2 separate regions of the Homo sapiens genome follow, and region 2 is linked to region 1. Evidence: chromatin loops called from intact Hi-C (ENCODE). Cell type or tissue: mucosa of descending colon. All regions are shown on one strand. Each heading gives the region's core, and the rest is flanking DNA. Links, peaks and the distances in the headings are about the cores only.

Region 1 (5,386 bases), core at 75-5,074:
ACTAACATTAGCCACAAGATTAGAAATTATGGTTTAGGAGTCATGCAGCTAGAGGCTACAAGATTCTGACCCTCCCTAAACTGCTACCAAGATCAGCGCTTGAGATATTTTGCAGACCCTGCACTGATAGATCAGCTGGCACCACCCAGATCAACAAACTGTCTCATTTGATCCTGTGGCCCCAACCCACGAACTGACTCAGCACAAGAAGACAGCTTTGACTACCTATGATTTCATCCCTGACCAATCATCACGCCTGGCTCACTGGCTTCTCCTCACCCACCAAGTTATCCTTAAAAACTCTGCCCCCTGAATGCTCAGGGAGACTGATTTGAGTAATAATAAAACAGAACTAGGGTCTCCCACACAGCCGGCTCTGCATGAGTTACTCTTTCTCTATTGCAATTCCCCTGTCTTGATGAATCAGCTCTGTCTAGGCAGTTGCCAAGGTGAACCCCTTGGGTGGTTATAAATTTGGGGGCTCATCCTGGATTGCCCTTGTGGCTACCCATTCATAGTTCAGTGGCCCCCCCAATCCAGCGATGGATCCAGAAGCCAGCCCAAATGGCTGCCTAATTATCTTGGACTGGGGGCTGACTCTGGTACTCTCTCTACTGGTGGGGTGCTGCCGACCCAATGTGCATAGATTTAATTGCAATGGAGAAATAGTCCTGGGGAGATGTCCCTTAACTGCAGCCCTATCACAGAGTATCTGTCTGTAGCCCCATGGTAGGGTGTAGGGTGTCTGTCTGTAGCCCCATCGTAGGATGTCTGAACTGGTGCGTATCCTAGGCGCTGCCAATGCTTCCTTCCTTCTCCCGACTGGTTTTGTACCCTGTGGTGGGGTATCTGCAGCCCCATTGTGGGGTGTCTGTAGCTCCACCATGGGATATCTGTGTCTGTAGCCTCATTGCAGGGTGTTTGTTCAGTTCCTGGGAGGTCTCGGTTGGCTCTTTCAAACCAGGAAGAGTCCTGGTTTGGTAGACTTCTCCTCAATCAGGAAGATTTTGAGGAGGTTTCTCAGAAGAATAGGCAGATTGTTTCGAAGGGATACTCTTGGAGTTCTTGGTTAGGGATCTAATTTGGAGGGCCTTCTGTCCAACTTGTCTTTGTGTGTGTTTGTATATATGGAAGGGATCTCAGAGGGGCTGCTGATGGAAGTCCAGCAGGCCTAACTCAGAGAACCCTCCTTATTTGTCTGCTCACATTCAATGAGCCATAAAGAAGGCTAAACAGGCCTGTCTCTCAGGGTGACTATCTGCTCTTCCCCTTGCCCAGAAACCCCATTGTGAATTACCGTTCGGAGGTTGCCTGTCCCCACCTGGAGTGGATCAAAGACAACAGGGACCAACGGGAAAAAGTTTGAACTTTGCTAGGCTGATATTGGGTGCTAAACAAGTGACTAATGTTTGTTTTGTTATGTGTATTTTGCTGGTTGGAAAATGTTAATTTGATTCCCCATGCAGCCCATTGGGCAGCATCTTGCAAATTAAGAATCTTGTCTACGTTTCCATAAAATAGTAAAGGGTGATTTTCTCTTGTAAAGTGGATTGAACCCCACAGCTATAGCACAAGCGAGCAGGGACATCAGAAGCCACTCCGTTCTTCTGGAAGCTGCAGAGAAAGGGAATCCAGAAACCTGGCATGCTAGCAGAAAGGGTAAGAAATTCTTACCAGCCAAGTTTCTGTTCTCTCTCTCTTTCTCCTTCTCTTTCTCTGTCTGGGTAAAACAGTAAATAAACTATTGGTCTCCTCTGCAAGAGTTTGATGAATAGAAAAAAGGATTTGTGAGACTAGTCTTAGGCTGCAGCAAATCTGGTGTACTTTGTGCTAAGAATTTGTCTTTCTGTGTTCTGTAATGGAGAAAGGGGTATCACAGGCTAGAACATGGGTTTAGACCCCTATAAGCCTGCTTTTCAAGCCAGCTTGGCAGGCTGGTCATTTACAAACTTTGCTACAGATCCCTGAAACCAATACTGTACGAAATGCCTCTGTCTTGTTTTGTGTCCTTAAGAGCTTAACCTTGTGACCATGTGGGGATACTTTCTTTTGGTTTCCACCATCCAGAGGACAGGAATTTGGGGGTTCATGTCATAGTTAGTCCTAAAAATTTTTCTTGAGCAGTTAAAAGCCTTGCAAGCTTGAAATTGGCTTCTCTAGGCTCCTTCTGGGAAAAGTAATGGAAAACTGCTCAATGCTATATAGCTCAGTAGCTAAGGCTTTATCTTTTGACAGTGGTGGCTTAGGTTCAATTGTTGGCTTCTGGATTGACTCCTTTCTGGTTTGTTATTTGTGTAACTTGGCCATTTATTGAGTTTTTTCCCCCCATAGTTAGCTTCTGATTTCCTCTCTTGAATTTTCCTTTCTCTGAACTACCTTGTGGAGATTCTAAATCTTGTAAAAAAAGAAACTGCTTACCATGTCTTTGAAGCACGTGAGAGGTTACCTTTAGCAAAGTTCAGAAACTAGAAATATTGGCCGCTTGGCATGGCTAAAGTCTGGTAACAAGAGATCTGAAAGGATTTCTTTTTTAAAGAGCACTATCGTTAAAAGTCGGTTTAATTAAAAGTGGATAAACGAGCTATAGGTATACTTAAAAAGCCTTTATGTTTTTCTCTTCTTGGAACTTGTTTTTCTGGAAAAAGGTTTTTTTCTTCTTAGTCGGCTGAATTATTTTTCTCCTTTTTTTTTTTTTTTTTTTTTTTGTCTTGCCACTCTTAATGCACATGAGAGGCCCTAAGATAATTTCTGGTATCCAGGGACTCATTGGGAAAAACAGAGGAAGTGCCAAAAACCCCGTTTTGGGGAAAAAAACCCTCTGTTTTCCTGATGAAATCCCAGGAATTAAAAGCAGATAGATCCCTCTCAAAATCAAAGGCCCTGCTCTGTTTTGCATTGTGTTATCTGATGGTTTTGAGTTTTGAGGGTATCAGAAATTACTTTGCATTATGAGAGAGCTTTGGTGTGTAATAACTAGGTAGGAAATATACTTTAAGGGATGGCTAATAGTTATTATGGAGAGGCACTTGATTCTTTGCACACTTGGATCAGAAAAGCACGCTCTTGGCCACCTGGAAGGAAACATTCCCACCTGCCCAGGGAGATGAGACTCCCATGAGAGATGGGCTGATTACAAAATGGGCTGATTGGCTTTGAGCTGCCTTGCAATGAAACACAGGGTAGAAGCTCTGCACTGTCCTCTCCCACAGTATTTCCCTCTTTTGGGGAGCCAGGATCCAGTATAAAATGACACCCTTAATTTTGGGGATCTGTCTTTGCCTTCAACTGCTTATTTGCTGCTTATTTGACCCTCGAAATGCATGCTTTCCTGGCCCCTTTCCCCCAAGGGCTCCACCCTGAAGCCAGTAATCCAATTAAAAAACTGGCAAATGAAAAATTTTACAAGTGCTGAATCTTCTGTCTGTCCGTGTATTTATATGTGTTGTATGTTTATATATAATAGCTCCGATTAATGGGCTTAGAAAAATAAGCGAGATCAAAGGACAAGGAGGCCAATAAAAGCTGCAAAAAGGAGGAGGATCTTGCCTTTATTCAGCCTCCACTGCACCTGGGTGGGCATGAGCTGGCAGGTTGAACTGATAATAGAAACATGCCAGGTTAGCAAAGCAACACAGAGAAAAGCCTGGCCAGTGCTCCCCAGACTCAACAAACACTGGCTCCATGTGGCCACCGGGATTCAGGATCAGAAGATCCAAACCACAGAGGGGCATTCATTTGCACAAATGAGGACAGAGACAGAAATAAAATCCTAGAGTCAGACAAGGGTATGCACATCAGTTGGAGGAAGGCAGTATCAAAAAGGCAATGAACAGTTGATCCCATAGGAAGAGAGTCAAGGTCAGCAACAAGCGAAGCCAAAGAAACGGTAGCAGACAAGATGTCACCTCCAAAAATGAGCTGTGTCCACAGTGCTTGTAGATCAGGCGCACCCTTTTACCAAAGTGAAGAACTTCCCTTAGTATGCCCACAAGGACGTGATTCCTTCTACCACATCTTATTAATGATGTGGACATTTGAAACATTAAATTCCACAACGATTTAATTGGCACCTGCAGCCCTGAATTACCCTTCTGGAAAGATCATGTCAGTCCCCACTGAATGCTTGTTCTGAATTGCCAAATAGCACTTAGAACTGTGGGACAATGGTCTGCTGCCCTCCACTAAGTCATGTCATGCTTTATTCTTCATGTTGCCCCATGGTCCGCTGCATCCTGACCTCCTGTTTACAATAGACATAAAGAAGATATCCAGCAATTTCAGGTCATAGTTCCTCACCAAAGAGTTAATGATCTGGTTGAGGCTGAAACCTCTACTGTACATTAGAAATACCTGGGGACCTCCTGCAAAACAGCATGTAGGATATAGCCTGGATATGGGTAAATTTTATAAACTCCCCAGAAGAGTCTAATAACCATCCAGGGTTGTAAATGACTGTCCAAATGAAGGCATTACACATAAGCAGCAAACAAATGCAAGGCCACAGACAGCACAAGCACAGTGCACCACAGATCAACGTCAATGCCGTCGCAAGTCAACCATGATAAAGCATGCACAGTCATTTTGTTCTTTGTTTAATAAAATGGCAAACCTGAAAAGCCAAAAATAAACTTAAGTTTACAGTCAATTGGAAAGTAACTGGGTTAAGTCAGTTGGCTTCAGCCTGACTACAGTCCTCCATGAACGGCATTGCTCAGGGACCGTCAGTCAATTCCTTGGCATAGAGGCTAGCTTATGCTGTGGTAACAAACAAACCCAAAATTCCTCAGCAGCTTAAAGCAACAAGTTACTTCTCACTAATGCCTCACATCTGTTACAGTTCAACTGAGGGCTTTGCTTCTTCATCCTTAGTTTAGGACCCATTTCCCAGGAATGTCCCAGATAACAGAGCAGCCATTATCTGGGACATTCCTGGGAAAGAGAGCATGATGTGCCACATGAACATTTTTAAAGATTCTGCTGAGATGTATCACACCTCATTTCTCCTATTTCATTAACCAAAGGAAGTCAGGTGGTCACACCTAACATGAATCCTACTATGTACCAAAACAAAAAGCCGGAAAGGCTTGGTGAACAGAAAAACTGACTACTTAATGCACTAGATAGGTATGGACAAAGCAAAGCAACATAGACAAACCCATCTCTATTGTGTAATTTTTGTATTTCCTAATGATAGCTAAAATGTATATGGACTGCAATAAGGACAGACAAGTACTATTTAAGATTCATAACAACTCTACAGTAGATACCCTTAACATGACCACTTTACAAATGAGTAAACTAAGACTAAAAAGAAGTGAAATAATTTTTCCAAGCTCACAGAGCTCGGAGCAAGCTGTTGAGTTGGGGTTGAGTAGCTCTAGAGCTA
Region 2 (5,386 bases), core at 247-5,246, 350 kb before region 1:
TATAATGAAATACTACGCAGCCATAAAAAAGGATGAGTTCATGTCCTTTGCAGGGACATGGATGAAGCTGGAAACCATCATTCTCAGCAAACTAACACAGGAACAGAAAACCAAACACCGCATGCTCTCACTCATAGGTGGGAGGTGAACACCAAGAACCCATGAACAAGGAGAGGAACATCACACACTGGGGCCTGTCAGGGGGTAGTGGGCTGGGGGAGGAAGAGCATTAGAAGAAATACCTAATGTAGATGACAGGTTGATGGGTGCAGCAAACCACCATGGCACGTGCATACCTATGTAACAAACCTGCATGTTCTGCACATGTATCCTAGAACTTAAAGTATAAAAAAATTAAAATTTAGGAAAAAAATGTTGAAAAAAAGAAAAAGAATTGGGACTTTAATACATCAAGCTGACAAAGTAGGACACTTACATTACACGAAATAGCTCTTATTGCCCCTGGGGTAGGAAGAAGAAATGTTTTAATCAGTGAGATGGATGGAGGTGCAGTCATCTTAATTTTATTTATAAAATAATTGTGACTTTCTTTTGTACTCCAATCTGATGAAGTAGGTTATTTATTTTACATGAAATAGCTCTTACTGAAGAATATATTTTTCAAATGCTCTCAGTAAAGCATTCCACTAATACCACAGACAATTATAAACAGATACATACATATACACACAGAGGGATATATATAATTATATACGTATTTTATCATTACTATATGATATAAAATTATATATTATACATTATATATAATTATCTTGTTATATATAATTGTATAATGTACACATATAGACATATAGAGTATACAGAATTTGAATATAAACAGTATCTTCAAGGAACTGAAACTTACGTTAGAAATACAAAATATACAGAAGTGTTTACATGCAGAATTTGACTACACTACTCTGAAATTTATTTTGAGTCATTTAAAAGAGTAAAGTTGTCAAACAGTTCATGCCATACGATTGTTAAAATTTCTAATTTAAGCTTTAGAGGCCACAGAGCCTCTAATACTAATTTCGTTTCTTCAAAAAAATCTTCTTAATTGTAAATCCAAAAGCCACTAATAAAAGTTTTATTTTTGCTCAAAACTCATCATTACAAAACCACAGCCAATGTGAAAAAAAAAATTCTTCCAAAAATTTTCAAATCCCCATAGATTTTAATTCATAATGTTAAATGAATACTTTTAAAATTAAAGAATACTAGTTTAAAATATTTCAAAGAAAATATATAATTTTCCCCTAAAGTTCCCAAATGTCAGGGATTTTGAAGTTTTTAATTATTATTCAACTCAGAGAAATAAATCTTGTTTAAAATATAACCACAGTTGTGAAATACAAGGAAACACTGAGGAACTTTCATAGAGAGGCCAAGTAGACTTGACAACTGAATGACTATGGGATTCTCCATTGGGTTCTGTGACAGGAAAAAAGGGACATTAATGGGAAAATTGTTGGAACTCAAATACCATCTTTAGTTGATAGTATTATACCAATAATAATTCCTTGGTTTTGATCATTGTACCAAGTTTATGTAAGACATTAACATTTGAGGAAGCTGGGTGAAGGCTTTACAAGAATTCTATGACTTTTGCAAATTTCCTTTGTCTAAAATTATTTAAAAATTGAAAGCTTAAGACAAATCCCTGGGTAGAAATGCACGTTCTTTCCTTATGCAATTGGGTAAACTTTAGCTATAAATGAAATACTTCTCTGCAGCATGCTTAAGAGAAGGTTTTGTGATGAGGAGCATAATTCCTCACCACCCAAAGAACACTTATTTGATGGCATCATTTGCATAAATAAGACCATTGTCTTAGTAAAAAAGTGCTTAAAAATACAGTAATTAGTGACTTTCCAAAACTATGATAATAATAATGATTGAACTTACTTCATTGCAGTCTGTCTCCTCTACATTATTATGCTAAGCTATAATTACCATGTTTTCTTCTCCAGAGTAATTTTTGATTCTAAAATTCTAGGTAAAAAGTGCTTTTACAGATTGCCTTCCACAGTGTTCTTTGGGACCTTGTCATAATGCTATAAATACAGCAGAATCAGGAAAGGTAGGCTGAAGGGGTAATACCCTAGAGGGTTTGTTAAAGAAATAACAAATGGGTTTCAGTATGAAACAGTTTCATTTTAAGTTTATACCAAAAGTATTAGCCCTGAGGGCTATGCTATTGAGAAGTTCAAGTTCAATCTAATATCACTGTGAATAAAGTACAAAGGCCATAATTACGGCCTGTCTTCAGATCCCTAAATTTCAATTTCTCCAAATTATTCTTGGTCAGCCAACATGACTTTTATCCTCAAAGGGATAATGTAATATCTAAGAAATAGGATTGCCTTGACTCACATCTCCTTCTGGCCTTCCCCCATGACATAAACCCTACCTTCCAGACACTTACTGTGTTTCAAATTCCTGATAACAGCAGGGTCGAAGGAAAAGCAAATATATTGCTTAAGAAACCCATGCACATAGTCCACTAATATACAGTCCAGGAAGATTAATTTTTTAGATTGGTTAGTTTTAAACTCAAGAGAGAGAGAACTGGTATAGGATAAGAAGAACTCGAAAGTCCAAGAGTATCAGCTCCCTTCTAGGGAGAAGAGTAAAGCAAAGAGTAATAGGAGAGTTAGGGTCTGGGAAGAGAGGAAGATAGTGGCAGAGGCACTAATGAGAACTTCACCTGCTTAAAACTGTTCAAGAGGAAAGCCTTCTAAGACAACATATCAAGGGTGATGATGGCTCTGAAGCAGTTGGGATGCCTTAAAGTCATACTATGCAGAAAAAGGGAAAAACAAATTTACAGCTGTGAGTTAGCTTATTCTGAATTTTAGCTGATGCCAATTAAAAGATGCTATCTGAAATATTCACACAATTTACTTGGAGTTCTAATCTCAAAAATATATGCCAAAGAGACCTGTCATAAAGTCAATCGATGCAGAATAATGGCTATTGTTGGAGGGGAAAAATAGCACCAAAGTTGTTTTAAAACCACAATGTATCCCATCAAAAGTTTCAATACAGTATATTCATCTCCAAGCTAACTTTTCTCCCACTGGAATAATATCTTTATTTGAAATCAGACAAATATAAAATACTAGAAAAAACACAAAGAAATTACATAGTTGAACTATTGCTACTTTATTTCAGTTATTTTAAAGCTGTAGGTAGGAGAGTTATACTAAATGCTTCCAGCATTTTGAAAGCCTCCACTTTGGCAGCCCCTCAAGGAAATTTGTCACTCTTTGTGCCACTGTTTGTATCTCCAGCTGGCTTTCCAATATCTTGAAACTGTTTGGAAGAAGTCGTTACATCTTCCCAGACTGAAGATTTTTAATTGATGTAAACATAATTATTGTATGATTTCAACACCTCCCCTTTCTGCAATGTTCTTTCCAAAACTATTTAATTATTTTCTTTAAGGGTTTGGCCCAAACACAATCACAGCTTCTTTGTTGAAACGATTTCTCACCTTTTAAAATATAAACTGGCAGGAGTTGATTTGTATTTTACTATATTTTATTTATTTGTATTTGGTTTTTTACAGTGAATAATACTTTTGGAGTTAAACCTTGCCCTATGCATCTATCTTATTGAATCTTGGGTCCCCACCTCTCCAGACAGAACCAACTTAATGAGTGTGTGACCTGTGCAGTCACATAGGGCACCACACTCAAAAGGGCACTGTGCTGGCTTTCATACTACACTATCACTATCTGAAAATTCTTAACGATTTTTGAGCAGGGTCCCCACAAATTATGTAGCTGGCTGGAGGGAACACCTTCACTCTATAAAACTCAGCCTGAAGACTGTTCCATAGTCCATCTGCTTAGCCAGCATTCCCAATGCAGGATCAGCTTGTGCCAATCCCGAATAAATTCAGCCTCCTAGCATCATTTTTCAGAAAGCTACTACAGGTTTGCTTCTTAGGAGCCAACTTTAAAAGGTAAGTAATGAGAGGAGAAGAAAGTGTGTATGGGGAAGGATACAGAAAAACTCTTAGAAAATGTTTTGTGGATTTTTTAAGTTAGACTCGGCATGAATTTTGTGCTTCTAAAAGGCAGAACTGAACTCTAAATATCACTTTCTATGACTATACACCATAAACAGTTAGTACGAAAAAATTAAATGAACATTGTAATGTGATAGCTTACAAGTTAGAGGGGACTGTAGAAAGCATGTAGTTCAAACTTCTGTTTCTACTTCACCAGGAACTTGAAAATAAGAAAGCCCAAAAGCTCACATGTAGTTAGGAAGTCAGCTGTGACCAAAATCCAGGTATTCTGGTTGGCAGTCCAGGGTGCTGTCAAGCTCACCACTCTGCTATAGAAAAACTAAGTGCCCTTTACAGAGCTTGTCTGGTACAAACACAGTTGTGCTGTTGCTAAGGATGGGGCCAAGACACATCCATACCTCTTAAAAGTCCCCACCTTTCCGTGGGGCACCCAAACTCTGTTAAGGTCAGATCCAGAGAATCATTAGAGCCTGCTGGGCTGACCTCAATAATCAGCAATAATTGCTGAGAGTCTACATTGTTATCATTGAAGGATGGAAGTGGGGAGAACTTATAAAGAATATATTTTTAAGTTTTTTTTATACAAAAGGTATACTGAGGCTCTCGCTGTATATAATCCTGTGTTTTTGACTTGTTTAAATATTGCCAGTTGTGAATAGCAGTCCTGTCTTCATTTGTAATGGTATACAATGTCCAAAAAGACTTCTTTTTTGGACACTTTTCATATTTATTATTGATTTGTATGGGGGTGGGTCCTTCAGCTGTACATGACATTTGAGAACAAAGGAAAAGTTCCTTTCTGCCTTTGTTGTGAAGTTAGAGCTCCCTCCAGTGATCTGTCTCATTGATTGAACTTCAAAACACCCTTTCTTTCCAACTGTTCTCTACATTCAAATACATCTAAGCTTTAGCCTTCTCAATGCAGATTTTTTCCTTTTAAAATTAAATTTATACAGTAACACATACATATAAATTTCTCCTAAAATCTTGTTAAATATCCATTTTCATTTATCCTCTAATAGCCTATCTAGAGGACAGTATCAACAAAAAGAAACATGGTCAAGGAATTTTCACTTTGACAAACTACCCATTTATGGTTATTATTTATAAACTTTGTGATTCTGCAGTTGAACGTTTACTTTCATAATTATTAGCCAACAAAGAAAGTAGATAGGGTAAATGCCCTACCATTTACATTGGAGTTGTTCTTCATATTTCAGAGACTTTATTCAGAAACTGAGATATCTTTTTAGATTTCTCAGAGTCATATTTTCATTCTTCCCAGAACTGCCTCCAATTTAATGGCTTTTACAAGCCATTGATAATGCCAATATCAGTGATGCC

Evidence for each region. Hi-C counts contacts between places; a loop is a spot of excess contacts. Peaks named below come from ENCODE experiments on the same cell type or tissue, not always from the same donor. Only the 100,000 strongest peaks of a DNase experiment are listed, where the experiment ranks them.
Region 2: a loop joins it to region 1, with 4 times the contacts of the local background. A loop is called at or near these places in 3 of 110 quality-filtered maps.

Annotation. Positions count from the first base shown.
Region 1 is chr7:108,622,666-108,628,051 of GRCh38, reverse strand. The region is part of intron 3 of LOC105375448 (a long non-coding RNA gene); the gene reads right to left. Among named protein-coding and RNA genes, the nearest start is that of DNAJB9, 55 kb to the right of the region's middle. In mucosa of descending colon, for the core only: no CTCF peak of the experiment used is centred there; no DNase peak of the experiment used is centred there.
Region 2 is chr7:108,972,735-108,978,120 of GRCh38, reverse strand. No RefSeq gene overlaps it. Among named protein-coding and RNA genes, the nearest start is that of LINC02903, 91 kb to the right of the region's middle. In mucosa of descending colon, for the core only: no CTCF peak of the experiment used is centred there; no DNase peak of the experiment used is centred there.